2 separate regions of the Homo sapiens genome follow, and region 1 is linked to region 2. Evidence: chromatin loops called from intact Hi-C (ENCODE). Cell type or tissue: heart left ventricle. All regions are shown on one strand. Each heading gives the region's core, and the rest is flanking DNA. Links, peaks and the distances in the headings are about the cores only.

The links. A loop is a pair of places that touch in the nucleus more often than their neighbours do. Peaks named below come from ENCODE experiments on the same cell type or tissue, not always from the same donor. Only the 100,000 strongest peaks of a DNase experiment are listed, where the experiment ranks them.
Region 1: it touches region 2 in a loop (4-fold over the local background); 47 of 110 quality-filtered maps call a loop at or near these places.

What each region holds. Positions count from the first base shown.
Region 1 is chr5:126,340,579-126,352,301 of GRCh38, forward strand. All of the region lies in intron 1 of LOC124901056 (a long non-coding RNA gene), which reads right to left. Among named protein-coding and RNA genes, the nearest start is that of GRAMD2B, 77 kb to the right of the region's middle. In heart left ventricle, for the core only: no CTCF peak of the experiment used is centred there; no DNase peak of the experiment used is centred there.
Region 2 is chr5:126,582,244-126,593,966 of GRCh38, forward strand. It overlaps ALDH7A1 (aldehyde dehydrogenase 7 family member A1), which reads right to left. Exons shown (of 18, transcript NM_001182.5): 2 at 11,108-11,161; 3 at 10,421-10,486; 4 at 1,689-1,769; 5 at 608-731. Among named protein-coding and RNA genes, the nearest start is that of ALDH7A1, 7.1 kb to the right of the region's middle. In heart left ventricle, for the core only: no CTCF peak of the experiment used is centred there; a DNase peak (open chromatin) is centred at 7,508; H3K4me3 peaks cover 529 bases.

The DNA of each region.
Region 1 (11,723 bases), core at 2,413-10,412, 240 kb before region 2:
ATTCATCATTGGGAGAAGCAGTGCTGAAGCCCAGGAGCCGGGGATTTTGACTTCACTGACCCTTATGGCTCATCCTCACAGTAACCCCTCCCAAAATGGAGGGCAAATCTGCCCCATCTCCATTCTTAGAGGTGGCACAGAAGCAAATTTCTGGCAATATCGGAATAGCCATTTTTCTCTGATTCCAGCAAACGTGAGTTCAGAAATAAAGCCAATTCTCAGAGCATCTAATATAAGCTTAGTAATATTAATTGTAAAAAAAAAAGTTTTTTATTCTTTTAATTTAATGAGACAAGAAGCTAAGAAGCTGATACAGTGGATCATTCAGGTTCTTAGGGATACCTATCTGCCCTACAGACCCTTAGAAAATCTAAAAGAAGTTATGGACACTCTCTCCACCAAAAAGAAAAGAAAAAAGTCACCTGCACTGTAAAAGAGTACACATCTTCAGAGGACTTGGGAATTGGGGACCCACACTTAGCTTCCAAGAAGAGAACCTTTGGCACCATCAACCTGTTTCCTGCAAGAGCTGTGCTGTGCACATAGGACAGTATAACAGCACATGAAGTCAAGCAGAATGTGACCTACAATCGTTCTCTTCAACCTAAGTATCTACTTCCTAGTAAGTTGTTCGTTTGTCAGTTTTGTATTTTTTGTTTTCTCCAGACCAGAGCATCTGAGAGATGAGCAAAAAAACATCTCCTGAAAAGCCAAGGGAAGGTGCCAGCCTCACAGGTTTTGGGGGCTGGTGAAAAGGGAGTAGACATTCTGCGGGCAGTTTGGTCATCTACCTGGAGGCTTCAAGTTCTGCACATGCCTTGACCGACCTGGTGATTTTCCTTCTAGAAATGTAATCTAAAGAAATCATTGTGACCGCACCAGTGATGTAGCAAAGAACATTCACTACAGTGTTTTTTAAAATACTGACAAATTAGAAATAAGGTGTCTAACAATGCTGGCGATGTTAAATCAACTATGGTACATCCATTAAAGAAAATAATATGCAGCCTTTTATAACGGCTTGGTAAAGGTTATTGTACTGAAGTGTTTGATATATTACATGGAAAAAGCAGATTCTAGAATAATCTGTGCTATGCAGAGATCATTATTTTGATTATATATCCTGGAATAATATCTATTTTGATTATATATCCTGGAATGATACACGCCAAATGGCTAAGAGTGACACCTCTAGGTTATAGAATTAGGGTTGATTTTATGTATTCTCCCTTTCTTCCTTTGATTCTTTTTCTCATGTGTATTTTTCTATAATAAGTGTATAGTTCTGCGTAATAAAAAAAAAAAAAGCTAATGTCAGCTTGAGGCATAAGTGCATTCTGAGAATCCTTGCTCACCAAGGTCAAGGCCAGAAGCAGCAGGAAATTTGGAAAGCCAGAGATGTCAAAAATGAGCATCAACAACAAAATTAAGAAATCAAGACAACACCTATTGTGGCAAAGAGTTTCAAGGAAAAGACCAATTCCAGGAAGGAAGAATCAGAGCCTTCAGCAGGGTGACTAAGCCATGACAGGGACTAGAAAATCTGCTGATAGACAGGTGAGGTGGTGACTGATATTGACACCTGGCTCAGTTCCCCACTTTCTCCTACTAAAGGGATTCTTTATATATGAAACTTTTATATAAAGCTGATAATGAAATAAATCCAAGTCTCTATAGCTTCATAAATAGTGGTTCCAAAAGCCTAGCCTGTGGGAAAGATTTTTATTTTCAAATGCATATCCCTGCCATAGTCCAGAAAAAAACTGCCACATGTGTGGAAGAGAAAACTCAGCCCTTTCCTAGAAAAGATTAATAGCAGGTGCCAGCTTTTCTGTCAATTGTGCTTTTTACAAAGGGACTTTGTTTCATGTAAGAATATTTGAACTTCTTTTGTAAGTCTGAGCACGTTTAACTCAGACACAAGTTAAAAATCAGAATAGGTTTCTTGGATTTACAGCCTCAATTGATTTTTCTTCTATAAGCTGTGTTTCCAGGCTGTCTGCCTTTCCACAGTAAGCTAAAGGGATCCAAGACTCCCAAAGCAGCACTCTGCAGGGATGACCCACAAACCTTATCAATGAGACTCTTTTTAAAAATTTAATAATCCCCATTTGCATGACTTAAAGTCTATCCCTTGTAACAATAGCTGTGGCCAAAAATTCCGTGTCAAAGATAGGGGTACAGTAATCTGACTTTATTTTTTGAGTTCCCATTTTACTAAGGTACTTGATTTTAGTAAATTTGGATTTCCTTCTTTTTCATTGGTTATATCTAAGTTTGGGGGGGTTATATAAAGCCAACACCTTATGAGGGGGTCCCCCTGGTTCTTGTGTCAACATTCATACAGGTGTCCCCCAGGCTGCACACAGCTGCCCCAACGGCTGAGAGGATCCCACACTTCCATGTGTTGAGGCACGCCAAGAGAACCCTAATAAAGTGAGTCAAATCTGGGAAGCTGTAACTTCAACTTTAGGCCAATCCAAATATTTTCCCCAAACCAAACATTAAGTGTTCTATCCAAGTCTAATAAATTCAGTAAGTGAAAGACTCTACCTAAGAAGGGAAAAATTATTTCATACATTCTGTAACTAGTTATTATTTCCCTTATCCAAGTGTTTTTCCCAGATCTTTTTGTGCCTTTTAGCTCACTTTTATTCAACTCATAATTTTCTTTTTTTACTTTTCCGTGATTCTAAATTATTCTGGAGTGTAATTAATGTATATTTAGCACGTGTTTGTCTTTAAGTCACACTGGTATGTATGCCACTTTCCCACATGCATTATATCCCAGGGCTAACACTATTCTCTTATTAGGACATTTTTGTACCCCTTTTCTCCTTCCAATCACACTGTAATAGATGAATGACAAATACAGCCATTCTGTCTTTTCCTTGTGATGGTAGCAGCACCAGAAAATGCCATCAGGGACATGAGCTCTGCACTCTGGGGGCTGGGTTTTAATACCAGCTCAGTTACTTACTAACAGGGTGACCTTCCACAAATTATTTGTGTTCTCTGTGCCTTAGTTTCCTCATCTGTAGGAAGGGGTCATAATAATACCTATCACACAAGGGTTGTTTAAAGGATTAAATGACAATGTATATCAAGCACATGGAGAAGTGTATGACGCAAATATAGGCCATTTGTTGGAAACCCAAGAACTCAAGTCATAAAGCAGACCTTTCTAAAGTGAGTCATGTTTTCTCCTACTCCTCTATAAGAAAATATCATATACTTATATAGTTATGTGCATAACTACATAAGTGTTTTGGGTTTGACCAGAGACTGATATCAAATCACTCATGGCTAGAATAGCAAAGTGCTATAGAAACAAAAGCAGGGCAGGTGTAAACCTTTGTAATTAATCAAAATAGTAATATGCCTCAAATTCTGTATAACTACCCCAGGCAAATCTATTTCTGTAGGTAATTAAGACTTCATTTAAGAAGATTTAACACCAATACACATCCTCTTTAGATGACAATGCCCATATATGTTTTCCCCTAACAGTGTCTAAACTAAAGACTCATGTAGAGGAAAAATCAAGTAATTCTGCATGCCTTCACTTGCATATTTCCAGAGGGCAAGCCTCATATTTTATAAAGAGTTTGTCAGGGTCGGGCATGGTGGCTCACGCCTGTAATCCCAACACTTTGGAGGTTGAGGTGGGCAGATCACCTGAGGTCAGGAGTTCCAGATCAGCCTGGCCAGTATGTGAAACCCCATCTACTAAAAATACCAAAAAATTAGCCAGGCATGGTGGTGCATGCCTGTAGTCCCAGCTATTCAGGAGGTTGAGGTAGGAGAATCACTTGAATCCATGAGGCAGAGTTTGCAGTGAGCTGAGATCGTGCCACTGCACTCCAGCCTGGGCGAGAGAGCGAGGCTCTGAGGCTCTGTCTCAAAAAAACAAACAAACAAACAAACAAACAAACAAAAAAAGCTGTCAGGCATATCAGGAGAGCTTACCCTTTTGACAAAACCCTAAACAAGGATAATTTGCAAGATATAATCCTTTGGTATTCTGGATATTGACTCAGGTTTGCAAGATAAAATGTTAAGTTTTTGTTTATTTGTTGTTTGTTTTTTGTTTGTGAAACCTCCGATGAAAAAGTCACCAATCAGAGCTAGCCAAGTGATCCTAGCCTGGTAACTGTGTGAATGATTTAAAATCCTTCCAAAATAACTCTCCCTGTTGTAAAGAGGTCTTCTTAGCTGTGGGCATTTCATTCATCATCTTTAGCATTTGCTGAAAAAAACAGTTAACTGTTCACCTCTCTCTAAAGATCAAATCCACTGTGTTCAAAACAAACTGCTTTCCTAGAGCTTAAAAAAAAAATTGTTTACTTCTAACTCCTAATGAAGATATATTAGTTCAAAAGCCACAGAATAGAGGTCCCAGATACAGCTTTTGAGTGAATCCTGAGAAAGGTCAGTAAGGTCGTAGATAAGAGGTTTCTGCTGCCTTGAATCAATCTTTTAGCGTGTTCCAAGCTCTCTGCAGTCTGTGCTAACCAGCCTTGCCAGGTCGAGGAAGGGTTATCCATTGGAAATGACTTGCATCTGAGACAGCAACAGAACAAATGATTTTTCTTCCCTTAAAAGATGAGATTGTTCCACACTCCTTTCATACAGTGTGTTTAGATGGGAAGACCAAAATGGCAGCAGGAAATACTTTCAACAAAAGATGTAACAACAACTCTCATTTACTCAAGCCATTGGATGGCAAGTGGCTAAAAGTATTCTGCTGAACAAGGAGATACTCAGAAACATCAAGGTCCAGAAGAGCTCAAACCTCTGCTAAGTCAAGTAAAAGGGAAGATACTGCTTTGGAGGACAGATACTAGTTCCCTCTTTTCTCCCAGAGCCTCAAAGTGGTGTGTATCTCAGTCAGAGGTCTTCACTGTGTCTTTATGGAGCAGTGAGGAGGAAATGATGTTTGGCACTCCTGAGAGATTTTCAGAAGACCACTCAGTAAGACCGTGGCAGATGAGAAAAAAAAGTTTTCCCACTTATGATAGCTACACTTCATTTTCTCCATCACAGGAATTGATCCTGGGTGCCACTACCAGATGACACAGCAACACAGGTTTTTTTTTTTTTTAAGAAAACAATGTGAGAAAGCAAAATATCTTCACAAGGGTCTTCATTGTCCTCAGGATACTCCAGGCCACACTAATCTCTTGGCTCTTGGAAGCACAGATTCAAGTTGAGTAGTTTTCAAGCCTGGCTCCATAGAACCCCTTTAGGGAGTGAGAAGAGCCAGAAGGAACCCTGCCATTCTACCTCAACTTCCCCAGAAAAGCTCTAAATGTATCTTCTTAAAGGAGCCCATGATTTTAATACATAGACATTTTTAAACAACCTAGGCTAATCCTAACCCTTTAAGAATGAAGAAATGGAAGCAAAGAGAATCAAAGAAAAGTACAGGGTGAAACAATGACGGTGGAAATCAATATCTAAAGCAGGCAGCCAGAGCCCAGGGTCTAAAGAGGAGAAGGACATGTTTACCTAGGACCCAAAAGGATGGGTGCTTACAAGAGGTGGTTCCTCAAAAGTACATCATACAAACCCCTCAAGATGGACTTTAATATTGATTCCCTCTTTGAAATGCACCTCATTTTCTCATAATAGATAGCAGTACAACTATTGATCTTTCATCATAAATACATTTATCTTCCTACAAATTAACCTTAGTCATTCTTTTTCTTCTCTTTCAATTCCAAACTCTTTTCCTTGGCTATCTCTTCAACCCTCAACCCTTCTATAGGATTTTATTCTGAATTGGTAAAGTCAGTTTGGTCCCACACAATTACATGTAAATTGTATTATCCAACAGTATCAGTTCAATCTTACATCTGTGGCCAGTGTTGTTTTATGAAATTGGAATGAAATACTTCAAATATATATTAATATTTAAATGTATATTTTAAGGAAAAAAGTACTTGAAATACTACAAGAGTTAATACAAGACTTGGTTCCCTTCATAGGCTGATTCAATGAAACTAGATGATAAAAGGAATCGTATAGTTGGGAGGGTCCTTAATGGATCATGTAAGCCTCTACCACCTTCATAGAGCAACATTCTTAGACTCTACCAATGGGATCAACTTGAAAGGCATCCAGAGATAAGTTTTAAAACACCCTTAAAATTGTTCCCCAGCCATCTCTTCTCAGTTCAATAATTCCATTTCTACATTCTATCATATTTTTATTTTCCATTTATCTTTTGATTATTTTCTGTACTCCTCTTGATTCTGCATATCCCACTTACCTTGAAGTGCCAGACTATTTACTAGGTTTTAAAAATGGTCTGAATATAAAAGACTTTTTCTAAGCCCTTACATACTGCTTTTTTGAGACAGTCTACTCTGTTGCCCAGGCTACAGTGCAGTGGCATGATCTCAGCTCACTGCAACCTCTGCCTCCCAGGCTCAAGCAATTCTCACACCTCAGCCTCCCGAGTAGCTGGGACTACAGTTATGTGCCACCATACCTGGCTAATTTTTGTATTTTTAGTAGAGATGGGACTTTGCCATGTTGGCCAGGGTGGTCTCAAATTCCTGGCCTCAAGTGATCTACTGGCCTCAGATTCCCAGGGTGCTGGGAATACAGGCGTGAGCCACCACGCCCTGCCCTATATTCTTAACTGGACATGTGAGTTGCTTTTCTCCAAAAATTACCCAAAAGTCTATTAGCAAATAAATATTACTATTAACATTTTAGTATACTACATATATTCTCAGCTTTTTCTGTGCAGATACAGATTTAGAATATTATTGCTCATGTTTTTGTAAACTTATTCAACAACATATTTTGGAAATCTTTCTGGGTTGTTAAAATAGGTCAACATTGTTTTCATGCTTTTATACTAACCCATTATATGCCTACAACAGCATTTAGATCCAGGATAGATTCTGCCTTCCAAGTTGTTCATCTTTAGTCTCATTCAGGGTGTTCTTGATTGTTCTAGTAATTTCCTAACCGATCTCCTTGTTTGCTTTTCCCTCTATAAGCCATTATCCAAATGGTTGCTGATCTTACCTTTCTAAAACACAGGGAGGATCACATTTCTCCCTTTTCACAATTCTTCCACTGCTCTTTAGGTTAAGATCCAAATTCCTTCCCAGGGCATTCAACATCCTCCAAAATCTAGCTCTAGCTTGGATGACAATAAGGTCTCACTCTGTCACTCAGGCTGAAGTGCTGTGCCACAATCTCAGCTCAATGCAGCCTCAACCTCCCAGGCTCAAGTGATCTTCCCACCTCAGCCTCCCAAGTAGCTGGGACTACAGGTACATGCCACCATGCCCAACTAATTTTTGTATTTTTAGTAGAGATGGGGTTTCACCATGTTGCCCAGACTGGTCTTGAACTCCTGGCCTGAAGCCATCTGCCTGCCTCAGTCTCCCAAAGTGCTAGGATTAAAGGCATGAGCCACCACCGTTCCTGGCCCAGCCTCCCCTTCTTCTCTAAATCCTAACATCCCAGAGTCCTCACCACTCTCTGGCCCCTCCATGGAAATCCAAGCTTCATCCCTCCCCCCTTGCTTTTCATATTTCCTGTAATGTCCTTTCCCCGCATCGTCTGACAAATTCCCACTCAGCTTTTAAGATTTTCTTCTCTGTAGGCTTCCCTGCCACCAGTAGAGTTGCTTTCTCTGTGTGTAACACCATCCCTATATTTTTATGCAATGACATTTGCCATTGATTATAACCGTGTGCGCATATCCGTCCCTCCCACAATTCTGGGAGACCCATGCCTTTTCATCCCTAGTGTTCTGCATGGTGAATGGCACTCAACAAACGCTGAAGTGAATTCAATCTCTCAGCCCATGGACCACATTAACAACAAGATGAGATAAGGTATTTAGGTCAGCTTAAATTTTGTGTCCCAAAGATGAGCTCCATTTTCACCCATCACAATTGTGTCTCTGATAAGTCAGCAGAAATTGAAAATGCTAATCTTTCCTCCTCTAACTTCCAGATTGAGGGTAACATCCCAAATATGCAGGGAATAGCTTAAGGATAGCATCATTGACCCTATTTCAACTCTTTCTACTGATAGAAAAGAATGATGATTTCAGGTATCATGTCCTACCTTCTATTACAGTCTACAAACCTCCTGGCAGAGACACCAACTGTGAGAGCAGTCACTGCTGTATGGAAGATAATACGTCTGCCCAGTGCAGCCTCCTGGGCAGAGACAAATCTATTGGCTGTTTCAAGGCCACGAACATATAACATTTAAATGTGAATTTTGGCAAATATGAAATATTAATTTTTTTTACCAGTCTATATGACTTCCATTTTCCCACCCCCTTCTAAGAAATATACAATTTTCCTGCTGAAAACTTTTCTCCAAGTGATACCTCGTGACATAATCCTAGATGGTATTTCCGGGGAAAATAAAGAACATGTCTAGATAACATTGGCTTCAGTGATAGCAATGTTTAGCTTTCACTTTCCTCTTAAGTTTTCTTGGAAACAATGCCTTATACTGGTAGCTTTTTCTGGCTTAGTGGAGCATGAGGATTCTTTTTTCAATCAAATGCAGTCCTATAGCACTGCAGTGTTGATGGTGTTTTGCTTTGCTGTTTGTTGTTTTTGTTCTGTTGCTGATTGCCACTGATCTGTTGGATGTTTGACCCCTTATTGGTTTATTTGGAGACTGAAACCCAATAAAATCCAAATCAACACTACAATACAGTGGATGCAGAAAAAAAAAAAGTTGCCAGCCTAACAATGCTTTCCTTAACAAACCACTAGAGATACCCAGTCTCATATTTCACTTGAAAGTCAATGAGAAGAACCATTTGTTCTGTATTGTCCTACTCCTTAATGAGCTTAACAAAGAAGTAGAGAAGTGCTCAAATCAGCGTACAGCTCAATAAACTTTCACAAAGCAAGCCTACCAAAGCAACCAGTGCTCAGACCATAATCAGCACACAAAAGCCCCATTTGTGCTCACTCCTCAAGATACCCCCCACCCAAAACAACCTCTATCCTGCTTTAACTAGAGATTAGTTTTGCCTGTTTTGAGCTTTACATAAATGGACTCGTTCAGTGTGTACTTTCATGTCGATTTATTTTCCATACATTATATGTGTGAGATCCATCTTTGTTTTTGCATGTGTCAATGATTTGTGCATTGTCATGGCTATATAGAATTTTTGTTTCAAGAGCATCTAAGCAAACAAGTATTCTGAGGAAAACGCTTTGAGATACATGGATCCCAGTGTTAGAATATAAAAGCTTTAATCAAAAGAGCAAAAAGTAAATAAGACCACCTCTGGAAACAGCCTGAAGTCAATTGTTAAGAAGCAGCTGTTTCAGGAGAGAAGTAGAATGGTAAAAAGCTCTATGGATATGTTAATTTGCCTGATTTGATCATTCTACAATGAATAAGTGTATCAAAACATCACATTGTCCCCCATGAATATGTACAATTATTATTTATCAAAAATACAACTAAAGAGAGCTCTCAGATAAATCAGAAAGGCCATCTTAGAAATACCCAGAACTGAGTCAGGGATCTTGGCTTAAAGGGAAATAAGACAGCCTTCCAAAAAGGTTTTGATTTAGGCTGTCTTTGTTCTCATCTCTTCAGCAAAACCTCTTTTTTGCCTCTCCAGTTCCGACTTTAGAGCCCTAACTGTTCTGAAGCCAATACCCCACTTAGGGATCAAGTTTTGCCACAGCTTTCCACACATTGTATATACATGACCTAACCATTCCTCATGGGAAAGAATATTAGCATTCTGTTGCTACCTCTTTAAAACACAATATCTTGGCTGGGCGCAGTGGCTCACGCCTGTAATCCCAGCACTTTGGGAGGCCGAGGCGGGCGGATCACGAGGTCAGGAGATCGAGACCATCCTGGCTAACACAGTGAAACCTGTCTCTACTAAAAATACAAAAAATTAGCTGGGCATGGTGGTGGGCACCTGTAGTCCCAGCTACTCGGGAGGCTGAGGCAGGAGAATGGCGTGAACCCAGGAGGCAGAGCTTGCAGTGAGCCGAGATCGTGCCACTGCACTCCAGCCTGGGTGACAGAGTGAGACTCTTTCAAAAAAAAAAAAAAATGATTTCTTGTATTATTATCAAAAGCTCTCCAGATTGAGGGTAACATCCCAAATATGCAGGGAATACCTTAAGGACAAAATTGTAAGTTTGATACTTTGTAAGTTTGATACTTCAGTGCTGCCACTTTATGAAACTTTCTAAGTTACTATTGTTACTAGCTAACTGATATTTAAGGCACTAACATTTTTACCAATATTTCATAATACTAGCACTGAAGAGAAGTTTTTATTCTGTTATGAAGATGTTAATTAAAGCAATTATCAAAATGGTCCCATAAACATTGAGACCATATTCTGAAAATATAATTACCCTTTATTGTTTTTCTCTTCCTTGAAAAAAAAAAGCCCAAATTCACAAAAAACTTTAGTTTCATAAAACTCATTTGAAGTACATTCAGTAGTTTTTTAAAAGATATTAGTTTCAGTGGCTCTGGAAAATATTCCAAGAATCTAAGCTTTTTCCTACATTCTTCTACTTACGTGAGATTAAGTCTATGATAGAGTTCAAGTGTCCTGGCTTTAAATATTTAACAGGAACAAGAGTAGAGGTGTTGGAATATTTACCAGGGTATTAGTAAGAGGAAGGAGTGGTTTGTCAGCACATGGTTATTTGAATTCTAGCTATAAATCCAAACCCAGATAAGAAGACACCAAAAGTTCATTTCATCAGCTACCAAGATACACTGAAAAATTTAAAGTGGTCATAAATTGTATTAGCTCCTCCCATCAAGAGATAGATTATTTCCCCACCATGTGAATCTAAGTTGGATGACTCATGACTGCTTGGACTGATAGAATAAGTCAGAAGTGATGTTATGTGACTTTTGAGCTTGAGCTTCAAGAAGCTTGCAATTTTGCTCTTGCCTTCTGGACTTGAGGCCTTCGTGTAAGAAAAGTGAGAGAGGCCACTGCAGGGAGAGACCAGGCGGAACACACTCTGAAGGCCCCAACAAACCTGTCTTAGTCCATTTGTGCTGCTATCACAGAATACCCAGACTGAGTATCAAGAACAGAAGTGTCTCAGTTCTGGAGGCTGGGAAGACAAAGATCAAGGGGCCAGCATCTGATGAGGGCTGCTCACTGCTTCCAAGATGGTGCTTTGGATAGTGCATCCCCAGAGAGGAGAAATGCTGTGTCCTCCCTTAGCAGAAGGACAAAGAGCAAGTCTACTCCCACAAGCTCTTCCTATAACAGCATTAATTCATCAGGGCTCAGCCAAACACATCCCAAAAGCCCCACCTCCCAGCACTGTTGCACTGGGGGTTAAGTTTCTAACACATGAATTTTGGGGGACACATTCAGACCATAGGACAACCTCCTGATAACAGTTAATTATTTGAATATACCCCCGGAAACAGCAGCAACATAACTGCCTAATTGAGCCCTGCTCAACTTCGTGAACAAATTGCCAATTTAAGCCACTACATTTGGGAGAGGTTTGTTATACAGCAAGAGATAACTGAGACCGAGCCCATTTCATTGGCTACCAAACACACCAAGTCAGTAAGGGAAATGTACTAGCATAGTTGGGGTTTTACTATCAGGTCTCCACCTTCAAATTTCTACAGCACTGCTCTGCCTAGTTTGGTCACAATTTATTTCCAATCAAGACAACTGTAGTTGACTCCTGGTTATCTGT
Region 2 (11,723 bases), core at 3,724-11,723:
TAATCCTTCAACCTTTTATTGCTTTCTTATTTTCTGATATGAATCTATCGTTTCTTCAAAAAAAATTAACATTAGTATAATTTAAAAATAAGTAAATAAAATCCTCCCGTAAAAGTGTGGGTTAGGGGAAGACAACCTTCACAAACATTATTTTTAGTACATGCTAATAGTCTACCAAAATTGGCTTAGATTTTTTCCCCTTATGATTCGACATTTAGGTCATTTCTAATGTTTTTTATTGATGCCACAATGAACTTCTTTAAACATAACTTCTGTCTTATTTCAGATTATTTACTTAGATTCTTAAAACTGGGCTCTTTAAAGTTAGAGCTCTTTGGGTATATTTCCAAATCGTTTTACAGATGAGTTAAAAGTGTCTTACCCGTGGACTTGCCAACATTAAGTTTTATCTTTAAAACAAAAAGGTTCTTGATCTAACATTTTCATCTGTTTTAATTTGCATTTCTTTGAAAGATTGAGGATATTTTCACATATTTATGCCACTTGAAATTTCTCTTTTGCACAGTCAATAGCCAGAGTATTTTATTTTTTTTGGAGCTCTGTATATCAGAGTACAAAACTCAGCTTAACTAATTTCATTGCTTACTTTCAGAAGGCAAGATAGGTCCTCCAATCATCCTTGATAAACCAACAGCATAGTCACAGATATCCACATACTCCTGAACTTCACCCACACCTTCCACTAAGATTTTCCCCATCTCCAAAGACACCTAGAAATATAAAACGACAAGCAGAATTTTTCCAACAGAATTCACATTATAAACATTAAATTAAAGAAAGGGGGAAGCAAAACATGTTTTGTAAATGTAATAAACTGAAGAAAGTCTGTTTCATTTTCCAAAGAATTTTAAAACACAACAATTGCCTTCACTTTTTCCTGTCTACCTTGTTAATCTTTCCTCTAAGGAAAGAATTTTTAAAATATATAAAGTACAACCGGGCACAGTGGCTCATGCCTATAATCCCAGCACTTTGGGAGGCCAAGGCGGGCGGATCACCTGAGGTCAGGAGTTCAAGACCAGCCTGGCCAACATGGTGAAACTTTGTCTCTACTAAAAATACAAAAATCAGCCGGGCATGGTGGTGCACACCTGTAATCCCAGCTACTCGGGAGGCTGAGGCAGGAGAATCGCTTGAACCCAGGAGGGGGAGGTTGCAGTGAGCCAAGATCCTGCCATTGCACTCCAGCCTGGGCAATAAGAGCAAGACTCCATCTCAAAAATAAATAAATAAATAAATAAATAATAAAATATAATATAATATAAATTACTTTTCTTAAAAACTCTTCTAGCCAAGTGTGGTGGCCCATGCCTATAATCCCAGCACTTTGAGAGGCCGAGGCAGGCAGGATCACCTGAGGTTAGGAGTTCAAGACCAGCCTGGCCAACATGATGAAACCCCATGTCTACTTTAAAAATACAAAAAATTAGCCAGCCGTGGTGGCACAAGCCTGTAATCCCAGCTACTCGGGAGGCTCAGGCAGGGGAATTGCTGGAACATGGGAGGCAGAGGCTGCAGTGAGCCAAGATTTTACCACTGCACTCCAGCCTGGGTGACAGCAAGACTCCATCTCAAAAAAAAAAAACCTCACAATTTTATATATAGAAAAGCATGACAGCCTTATTGTCCACTCAAAGAATTGTGTATATACTACAAAAATACTTTACCAAGCTTCCTAGTACTTGGATCTTCTCCCGCAAGGCATCGCCAATCTGTCTTACTATTTCTCCTCGTTTTGGAGCAGGAATCTAAGAAAAGAATGCAATTTTTGTGTCTGATTCAAAGCATAAATTCATGTTTATAACACAGTATTGGATGTGTGCTGTAAAAGAACAAATTACAATCATATCAAAGAAGACTTTTGATCACATCAAAACTGTGATATGGCCAGGCACTGGAGCCAAAATAAGAAGCAAGGCATTCATGGAGCAAATATCTACTGGAAGGCACAGAGGAGAAGAAAAGGCAACAAATAATTACAAATTGCCAACAAATAATTACAAATTGCCATCAGGGTTTTAAAGACAAAGGAAATAAAAAGGAAGCTGAGACAGAGAAAAACAGCAAGATTGGAGGGGAAATGGGTAAGTTACTTTACCTAAAAGGATGGCAGGAGGCTGGGCGTGGTGGCTCACACCTGTAATCCCAACACTTTGGGAGGCTGAGGCGGGCAGATCACAAGGTCAGGAGTTCGAGACCAGCCTGGGCAACATGGTGAAACCCCGTCTCTACTAAAAATACAAAAATTAGCTGGGCATGGTGGTGTGCGCCTGTAATCCCAGCTAGTCAGGAGGCTGAGGCAGGAGAATCGCTTGAACCCAGGAGGCAGAGGTTGCAGTGAGCTGAGATCACGCCATTGCACTCCAGCCTGGGCAACAAAGTGACACTCCATCTCAAAAAAAAAAAAAAAAAAAAGATTGCAGTGGTAACAAGGGAAACAGCAAGTGGATTCACGGTCTGTTTTGGGAGTAGAATTGACAGGACACACAGATGCAGGAAATGAAGAGAATTAAAGAACTCAGGATAACTTCCCGCTCTCTGGCTTAAATAGGTAGGTAGATGAAGTATAATTACTGGGATGAAGAAGACTTGAAGGGAAACATCAGGTTTTGGGGGTAAAGAGCACAGCTTATGTCACATAAAGTTTGAGATGTGATTTATGAATGAGACACAATTTCTCCAACTGTGACCATCACTCCCTCTCTCCCATCAAGTTCTTCCCAATTCTGCCTCTCCTTCAAAGTACAGCTAAGGCTGGGCGCGGTGGCTCACGTCTATAATCCCAGCACTTGAGAAGCTGAGGCAGGTGGATCACTTGGGGTCAGGAGTTCAAGACGAGCCTGGCCAACATGGTGAAACCCCATCTTTACTAAAAATACAAAAATTAGCCGGGCATGGTGGCAGGTGCCTGTAATCCCAGCTACTTGGGAGGCTGAAGCAGGAGAATCACTTGAACCCCGGAGGGGGAGGTTGCAGGGAGCTGAGATCCCGCCATTGCACTCCGGCCTGGATGACAAGAGTGAAATTCTGTCTCAAAAAAAATAATAAAGTACAGGTAAAAGGAACATTCCCCTCCATGAAACCTTCCCCCAGGCAGAAGCCAATCACACCCTCCCCCTAACTCCCACTGCTCCTAATCACAGCACTGCTCACACTTGCCTCACAGAGCTTGGCTGTGAGCTCAAGGTTCTTCCTTGCTCTCTCTTCTCCCCAAGTGTATCACTGTCTCTTAGTACAGCTTCTCTGGATGGTCACTTTGCAATCTATTAACATTTAAAACATTCCTACCCTTTGTTTTATCTATTTATTTTTTGAGACGGGGTCTCGCTCTGTCACGCCCAGGCTTGAGTGCAGTGGCGCGATCTCGGCTCAGTGCAACCTCTGCCTCCTGGGTTCAAGTGATTCTCCTGCCTCAGCCTCCCAAGTAGCTGGCATTACAGGCGCCTGCCACCACGCCCGGCTAATTTTCTGTATTTTTAGCAGAGATGGGGTTTCACCATGTTGGTCAGGCTGGTCTCGAACTCCTGATCCCAGGTAATCCGCCTGCCTCGGCCTCCCAAAGTGCTGGGATTACAGGCATGACATTCCTACCCTTTAACTAAGCAGCTCTGCTTACAGAAACTGAGCTTATATACATAAGTATGCAAAAGTATAGGTACAATGATATTCATTGCAGTGCTGTTTCTAGTAAAGAAAAAAAGAAACCAACTGTCCATCAGCACATGATTGGTTAATTACGGAACAGTGATAAAATAAGGTCGATTTTTATGGGAAAACATTGAAAAGCTATAATAGAATAATACAAAACAAGAAAACACTTATGGTAAGTAAACTTTTGCTTAAATTTGGAGCAACATATACCAAGCTGTTCACAATGGTTTTTTGTGGGGAATGAAATTATAACAGATTTTCATCCACAATTTATATGTTTGCAATGTCTGTCATTTTCACAACATATGCACACTTTTGGAAACAGGAAACAAAAACCTGTAGCATTATATCAATCAGCACATAACCTATACATTTCCTAGCACATGGTGTGGGTTTAATGATGTTTCAATTGAATTTAGTCAGCACATTTATAAGCTTAGTTAAGTTGGTTAATTTCAACTCAGAATGGCCAGTATACATGGCCTTTTACCTCCCATTCTGGACACATTTTATTCAGTCAGTCTTTCAACAAATAATTATTGCATATGTTCTATGTGCCAGATACTGTGCTAATCCCTGGATATTCTACTGCAAATGAGGCAGTTACAATTCTTGCCCTCTATAGAGCTGACAGTCCATGGGGGTGATAAAGGCAAGAAACAGGCAATTACAATCTAATGTGGCAAATGCCATGAAAGGGGAGCTAGATTTCACAACTGGAGCAACCTGAAGTAGGCTTTTTACAAGTTTAGAAGTTTAGGGCTAAGACCTAAAGCATGCCAGGTGTTGTGAAGAGGTAGGCAAAGTGGAGGAAAAGCATGGGGTTAGAGGGGTACAGAGCATATGCAAAGGCTGAAAAGCAAGAGAAAGTGGTTTTGGAAAATTATGGCCGGGGGCTGTGGTTCCACGCCTGTATTCCCAGCACTTTGGGAGGCCGAGGCAGGTGGATCATTTGAGATCAGGAGTTCAAGACCAGCTTGGCCAACATGGTGAGACCCTGTCTCTACTAAAAATACAAAAATTAGCCACGCTTGGTACCTGTAATCCCAGCTACTCAGGAGATTGAGGCAGGAGAATCACTTGAACCCAGGAGGCAGAGGTTGCAGTGTGCCGAGATCGCACCACTGCACTCCAGCCTGGGTGACAGAGTAAGACTGTCTCAAAAAAAAGAAAAAAGAAAGAAAAAAAAAAACAGTTCCCTGTCTTCAAGAACAGAGAGACTCCTACTCTTTCTCACCAGAGATGGGAGGGAAAATGAGGACACATGGGGATGCAGACGGCAGAAATGGGCTACATTCTGTGCTGAAACTGGCTCATGGAAGAAAGCAGCAAGTCTATTCCTTAGAAAGAAATCAATTTCTATAAACTACCTTTCCATATGTTTCACTTTGTTTCCATTTTCCTTAAAGAAAAATGTTCCCTTTGAAAAATTCTAGAATTGGCCAGTCACAGTGGCTCATGCCTGTAATCCTAGCACTTTGGGAGGCCAAGGCGGGTGGATGGCTTGCGGTCAGGAATTCAAAACCAGCCTGGCCAACGTGGTGAAACCCCATCTCTGCTAAAAATATTTAAAAAATTGGTGGCGGGCACCTGTAATCCCAGCTACTTGGTAGGCTGAGGTAGGAGAATCGCTTGAACCGGGGAGGCAGGGCTTGCAGTGAGCCGAGATGGCACCATTGCACTCCAGCCTGGGCAACAAGAGCAAAACTCTGTCTCAAAAAAAAAAAGAAAAAGAAAAATTCTAGAATTAACTCAAATGAACTACATGAAACAGTGGTTTGTCCTAACACAGTCAAGGTCAGCCAAATGGATGAGGGCCAAGCAGAGAAGCCTCACGTGAGGGAGGATCGAGATGGGAAAGCTTCTGTGACGAGAAGGGGGTCAAGCTTTGGTCTGTTCTTACCGAGCCTCTCTAAGTCCCTGCCCCAGGGAGGAGCCCCAGAGCACAATTAGGAAAAACTCTGCCTCTTCCCTAAACCTTGAACTCAATTGCTTAACTCAAAATCAAACAAGTAGGATCCCCAGCTGACTCTACTATTACCCAGGAAAGCAACCTGTTCCCACGTAGCACCCCCATTCTATTTGTTGGGAGGTCTAAAAAGCACCAGAAGTATGAGAAAGGATGTTAGGTGCAGAGGCTGGCATGGTGGGTAAGAGTTGACTGCCAAATGAGATCCTGAATGTGAAAATAGCAACAAAAAAAGTACAGCCCAATATTTAAGAAAGATCATAATGTCAGCTGGCACTCCCTAGGGCAAAGATAGATTTAAAAACCAGTTCATTCCAGGTGTGGTGGCTCATGCCTGTACTTTGGGAGGCAGAGGTGGGCAGATCACTTGAGGTCAGGAGTTCAAGACCAACCTGGCCAACATGGTGAAACCCTGTTCTCTACTAAAAAATACAAAAAAAAAACATTAGCCGGGCATGGTGGCTCATGCCTGTAGTCCCGGCTACTCAGGAAGATGAGGCAGGAGAATCACTTGAGTCTAGGAGGCAGAGGTTGCAGTGAGCCAAGATCATGCCAGTGCACTCCAGCCTAGGCAAGAGCAAGACTCAGTCTCAGAATAAAAACCAGTTCAGGAAAAGACAAGACCCTGAATTCACATAAATTCTTTTTTTTTCAAATGTTTGTATTTACCCTAGATAAATAGACACATACAATAGACGTTTCTAGTCAAAAGACAACATGTTAAGTTGCACTAGCATTCAAAACAGGATATGCAAAGAGTGAACCCTCATGTAAATTGTGTACTTTAGTTTATAATAACACATGAACATTGGCTCATCAGTTGTAACAAAATATGACATACTAATGCAAAATGTTAATAACAGGGGAAATGGCCTATTACAGGCATGGTGGCTCATGCCTGTAATCCCAGCACTTTGGGAGGTTGAGGTGGGTAAATTGCGTGAGCCCAGGAGTCTGAGACCAGCCTAGGCAACAGAGCAAAACCTCATCTCTACAAAAAATACAAAAATTAGCCAGGTGTGGAGGAACATGCCTGTAGTCCTAGTTACCAAGGAGGCTGAGGTGGGAGGATTGCTTGAGCCCAGGAGGTCAAAGCTGCAGTGAGCCGTGAGCTGTGAGCATGCCACTGTACACTAGCCTGGGCGACTCTGTCTTAAAAAAAAAAAAGAAGAAAAGGAAACTTGGGAAGAGGAATGAGGGAGTAATGGGAATTCTGTACTTTCTACTCGTTTTTCTGTAAATTTAAAACTGCTGTAAAAAATAAAAGTCTATTAATTTCTTTTTTCCTTTGAGACAGAGTTTTGCTCTTGTTGCCCAGGCTGGGGTGCAATGGCTCAATCTCCGCTCACTGCAAGGTCGGCCTCCCAGGTTCAAGTGATTCTCCTGCCTCAGCCTCCCAAGTAGCTGGGGTTACAGGCGCGCACCACCATGCCTGGCTAATTTTGTATTTTTAGTAGAAACGGGGTTTCTCCATGTTGGTCAGGCTGGTCTCGAACTCCCAACCTCAGGTGATCCGCCCACTTGGCCTCCCAAAGTGCTGGGATTACAGGCGTGAGCCATCGTGCCTGGTCTATTTTTTTGTTTTTGTTTTTTTTAAGTATATATGTATAGGAAGGCCAGGTGAAGTGGCTAACGCCTGTAATCCAAACACTTTGGGAGGCCAAGGTGGGTGGATCACGAGTTCAGGAGTTCGAGACCAACCTGGCCAGTATGGTGAAACCCTGTCTCTACTAACAATACAAAAATTAGCCAGGCCTGCCACTCCGTCTGGGAAGTGAGGAGCGCCCTGCCCAGCCACCGCCCCATCTGGGATGTGAGGAGCGCCACTGCCCGGCCGCCCCACCATCTGGGAAGTGAGGAGTGCCTCTGCCCAGCCACCCAACTGACTGGGAAGTGAGGAGCGCCTCTGCTCGGCTGCCCACCATCTGGGAAGTGAGGAGGACCTCTGCCCAGCTGCCGCCCCATCTGGGAAGTAAGAAGCGCCTCTGCCCAGCTGCCCACTGTCTGGGAAGTGAGGAGCACCTCTGCCCAGCTGCCCAATGTCTGGGAAGCGAGGAGTGCCTCTGCCCAGCTGCTGCCCCATCTGGAAAGTGAGGAGCGCCTCTGCCCAGCTGCCCACTGTCTGGGAAGTGAGGAGTGCCTCTGCCCAGCTGCCGCCCCGTCTGGAAAGTGAAGAGCGCCTCTGCCCAGCTGCCACTGTCTGGGAAGTGAGGAGCACCTCTGCCCAGCTGCCACCCCGTCTGGAAAGTGAAGAGCGCCTCTGCCCGGCCGCCACCCTGTCTGGGAAGTGAAGAGCGCCTCTGCCCGGCCACCGCCCTGTCTGGGAAGTGAGGAGCGCCTCTGCCCGGCCGCTGCCCTGTCTGGGAAGTGAGGAGCCCCTCTGCCTGGCCGCTGTGCAACCTTCCAAGTGTGAAGTGACAGCCTTGTGTGTGATCTTTTCTGTCTTCTCCAAGTTTGCATTTTTGATGTTAAAGTTTACTTTTTAATTAAAAGTTTTAAATTGGAGAATATATTTTTTAAAAAAATTAGCCAGGCCTGGTGGCGCACACCTGTAGTTTCAGCTACTTGGGAGACTGAGGCAGGAGAATCACTTGAACCCGAAAGGCAGAGGTTGCAGTGAGCTGAGATCACACCACTGCAGAGTGACAGAGTGAGACTCCGTCTCAAAAGAAAAAAGTATGTATGTATAGGAAAACAACAATTTAAAAAAAATTATGCAGCTGGGCCTGGTGGTTCACGCCTGTAATCCCAGCACTTTGGGAGGCCAAAGAGGGCAGATCGTTTGAACTTAGGAGTTCGAGACCGCCCTGGGCAATATGGTGAAACCCCACCTCTACAAAAAATACAAAAAAATTAGCCAGGCATGGTGGTGTGTACGTGTAATCCCAGCCACTTGGGAGGCTGAGATGGGAGGATCCCAGGCCCAGAAGGCAGAGGTTACAGTGAGCCAAGATTGGGCCACTGCACTCCAGCCTGGGTGACAGAGCCAGACCCTGTCTTAAAAAAAAAAAAAAAAAGCAATAACTTTAGGATGGTATGGAATGCAAGCATCACAGGTCACAAAATTTTATACACACCATGTATATATGGATGTACAATAATCACAACTATGAAATAAATACATGAAAGACTGGAAGGAAATGCACCAAAACCTAAACCTAATGAACATTTTGCATTGCAGAGGTTGGGGTAAGGGGACTAAATTTGTTTATCTTATTTACAGCATCAATCTTTTCTAAAAAAAAAGAATATTTATTACTTTTATGATCAGAAATAAATACAAGTAAGTTTTTAAAACAATGAAGGACACTGTTTTGGACAGTATTCTCTATCCAGGTAGGGTGAACTTTACCTAGCACACTGTTTACTTGTGGAAGTGGTATTTTTCTGCCCAAGGATACTTTTGATTGTGTATAATGGAACCCTAGGCCATACTTCTATCCATAATTAAAGTAGAGGAAAGATGTGCTTCATGCTTTACACAAAGACGTATCTTGGCTGATAAAAAAAAAAAGCTTCATCCAACCCAGGGCTCTGTTGGACAGGCTGCTACTCTGCAATCCACCCCAACCCCACCCAACCCCCCTTGCAATCACTCACTCAGAGAAAATACTGCAGCTCAGTAGTCCCTCAGCAGTCCCACACCCAACAGCACAGGGTTTAACTCAAATGTATTGAGGCTTTTCCTGTGCCAGGCTCTCCAGTAAGCACTTTAAATGATTAACTCATTTAACCCTCCCAGGAGACAGGCACCCCCAGTCTTTTCTTTTTACAAGACAAAGCACACTGAGGATGGGGGTAGTGGAAAGGTTGGGAAATCAGGCTATCCTAGTTCGCCTTTACTCTCCCCTTCTCAGGAGCCTAGCTCCCACCTAGTGACAAGTCAGTGTGGCCAGCCCAGCACCAGTCACAGTTCCCACATTTGCTCATTTAACCAATGGTGGAGACTCAGAGACCAAGGAGGCTGACTCTGCCTCACAGCCTGATTAGACAGTCAAGGAACATGAGCCTCTGGCCCTGAGAAAGGGATGCTGCCACTGCTCTTTTTTTTTTTTTTTTTTTTGAGATGGAGTCTCACTCTGTCGCCCAGGCTGGATGGAGTGCAGTGATGCTATCTTGGCTCACTGCAGCCTCCGCCTCCCAAGCTCAAGCAATTCTCCTGCCTCAGCCTCCTGAGTAGGCTGGATTACACGCGCCACCACATTCGGCTAATTTTTGTATTTTTACTAGAGACAGGGTTTCACCATGTTGGCCAGGCTGGTCTCGAACTCCTGACCTCAGATGATCCACCCGCCTCAGCCTCCTGAAGTGGTGGGATCACAAGCATGAGCCACCAGGTGCGATCTGCTGTTGTTCTTTAAACCAGGAATGCTGACCTATTGCTGAGATACTCCCAGACAAATCTGGCAGGGGGATAGAGGAGGAGCAAACAAATATTTCTGGCATAGATCTTCTATTCATTTTCTATTTAATTATAAATTCAAGTAATTTCAGTGAAGAATAGTGTTCACAGCTCAAGTTTATACTATACCAGCACAAAGTTTTAATTCATTTAAATTTATCCATTCAATGAATGGCAAGTACAAAAAAGGCACTACCCTAGAAATATGGCAGAGGTGTTTCCAAAACAGCAGGAGCCCTAGTACAGTATCACAGCCCCCAAGGAGCTCACATTTTAACAAGGCGGCACTGACCTGCTTATCAGATGTTTATGTATCTCATTGGTTACAATAGGCAAAGTGATCTTTTCTGAATTCTAGAAACAAAGGCCATACTTACATCTGCCCAGATTTTCCATGCTTCTCTTGCTTTCTTTACAGTTTCTTCATAGTCTGCCACACTGGCCTAAATTAAGAATTAGGGGGACAGAAAGGGGGAAATAAAGAGAAATGATGATGATCTTCTAGAACACAAAAATATTTTCAGAAAAGAGTTGGGAAATCTCTAGGGTTCCCTAACATTTATGGCTGAGAATGATTCCCACAGTCTATACTTCCAAAAACTAGCTAGAACCCGGTAAAACAGGTTGGTATCCAACTATGCTTTAAAACCTTGCTTTTCAAAGCAAAATCTGTCAGCTTCATCTGGGAACATGTAAGGCATATTAGAAATGCAGAACCTTGAGCTCCAACCCAGACTTCGGAAATCAGAAGCTTCATTCTAACAAAATCCTCAGGTACTTCAGAAGCACTGCCTTAAATGGCCCCCTGCCTAATCTTTCTACGCTTCACCTTTTCTATGGTTCTTTCCTTTTCACGCCCCCACCCAAGAGAGGACAGTCTCCCCCAGACAGTCCTAAATGACAAATGAAAAATAAACACATTATTCTCTTCATTTGTGATTTTATATTATTCTTGACCTGCCTAACTGGCTTCTGCCTCTAAAGAAAGCCTGCACAAACTCCTTGTGTATAATTTGAATTAAACACACACACACACACACACACACACACACACACACTCTTACCTGTCGGACTCTTGCTATTGGCTCGTTGTTAGCAGGGCAATAGGTCGTAATAACCTTAAAACAAAAGGATGATGATCATGTATAGAAAACGTAATCCCTTTTGAAGTAAGGGAATAGACCAAACGGGGAAGAAAAACAAGAGAGGAAAAAATGATATAATACCCAAACTCAAAAAGCTTAGGTTAACTTCTGTTACATATAAACCACTCTACAGAGGTTGTCTTTCATTTCTGACTTAAACATTAGAAACTACCTTTCTGCAAAACTCGCCTCTGACATCTCAATATTAGGCATATAAACAAAAGCCTTAACATAAGCAGTTATTTTGTCTCTTTTTCCATTAATAACAGACCAAACTGACTAGTTTTAGTTATTTCTTCTCTTCCTTACTCTGCCCACCCTCTGCTCAGAGATGAAATGGCCAAGGCAGGAAAACTGTTGGAAAGTCCCGTGTCCACACCAACTGGAGAGGTCTCAGGTCAACAATGAAAGGGAAAATCAAGGCACAGCTAAAAAGGCCTCCAAGAGCCTAATGATCAGATACCACACGGAAATCAGGATGAAACACCGAGGTCTGAGGAGCAATTAAAATTATCTGTATCTCCTACAGCCACTG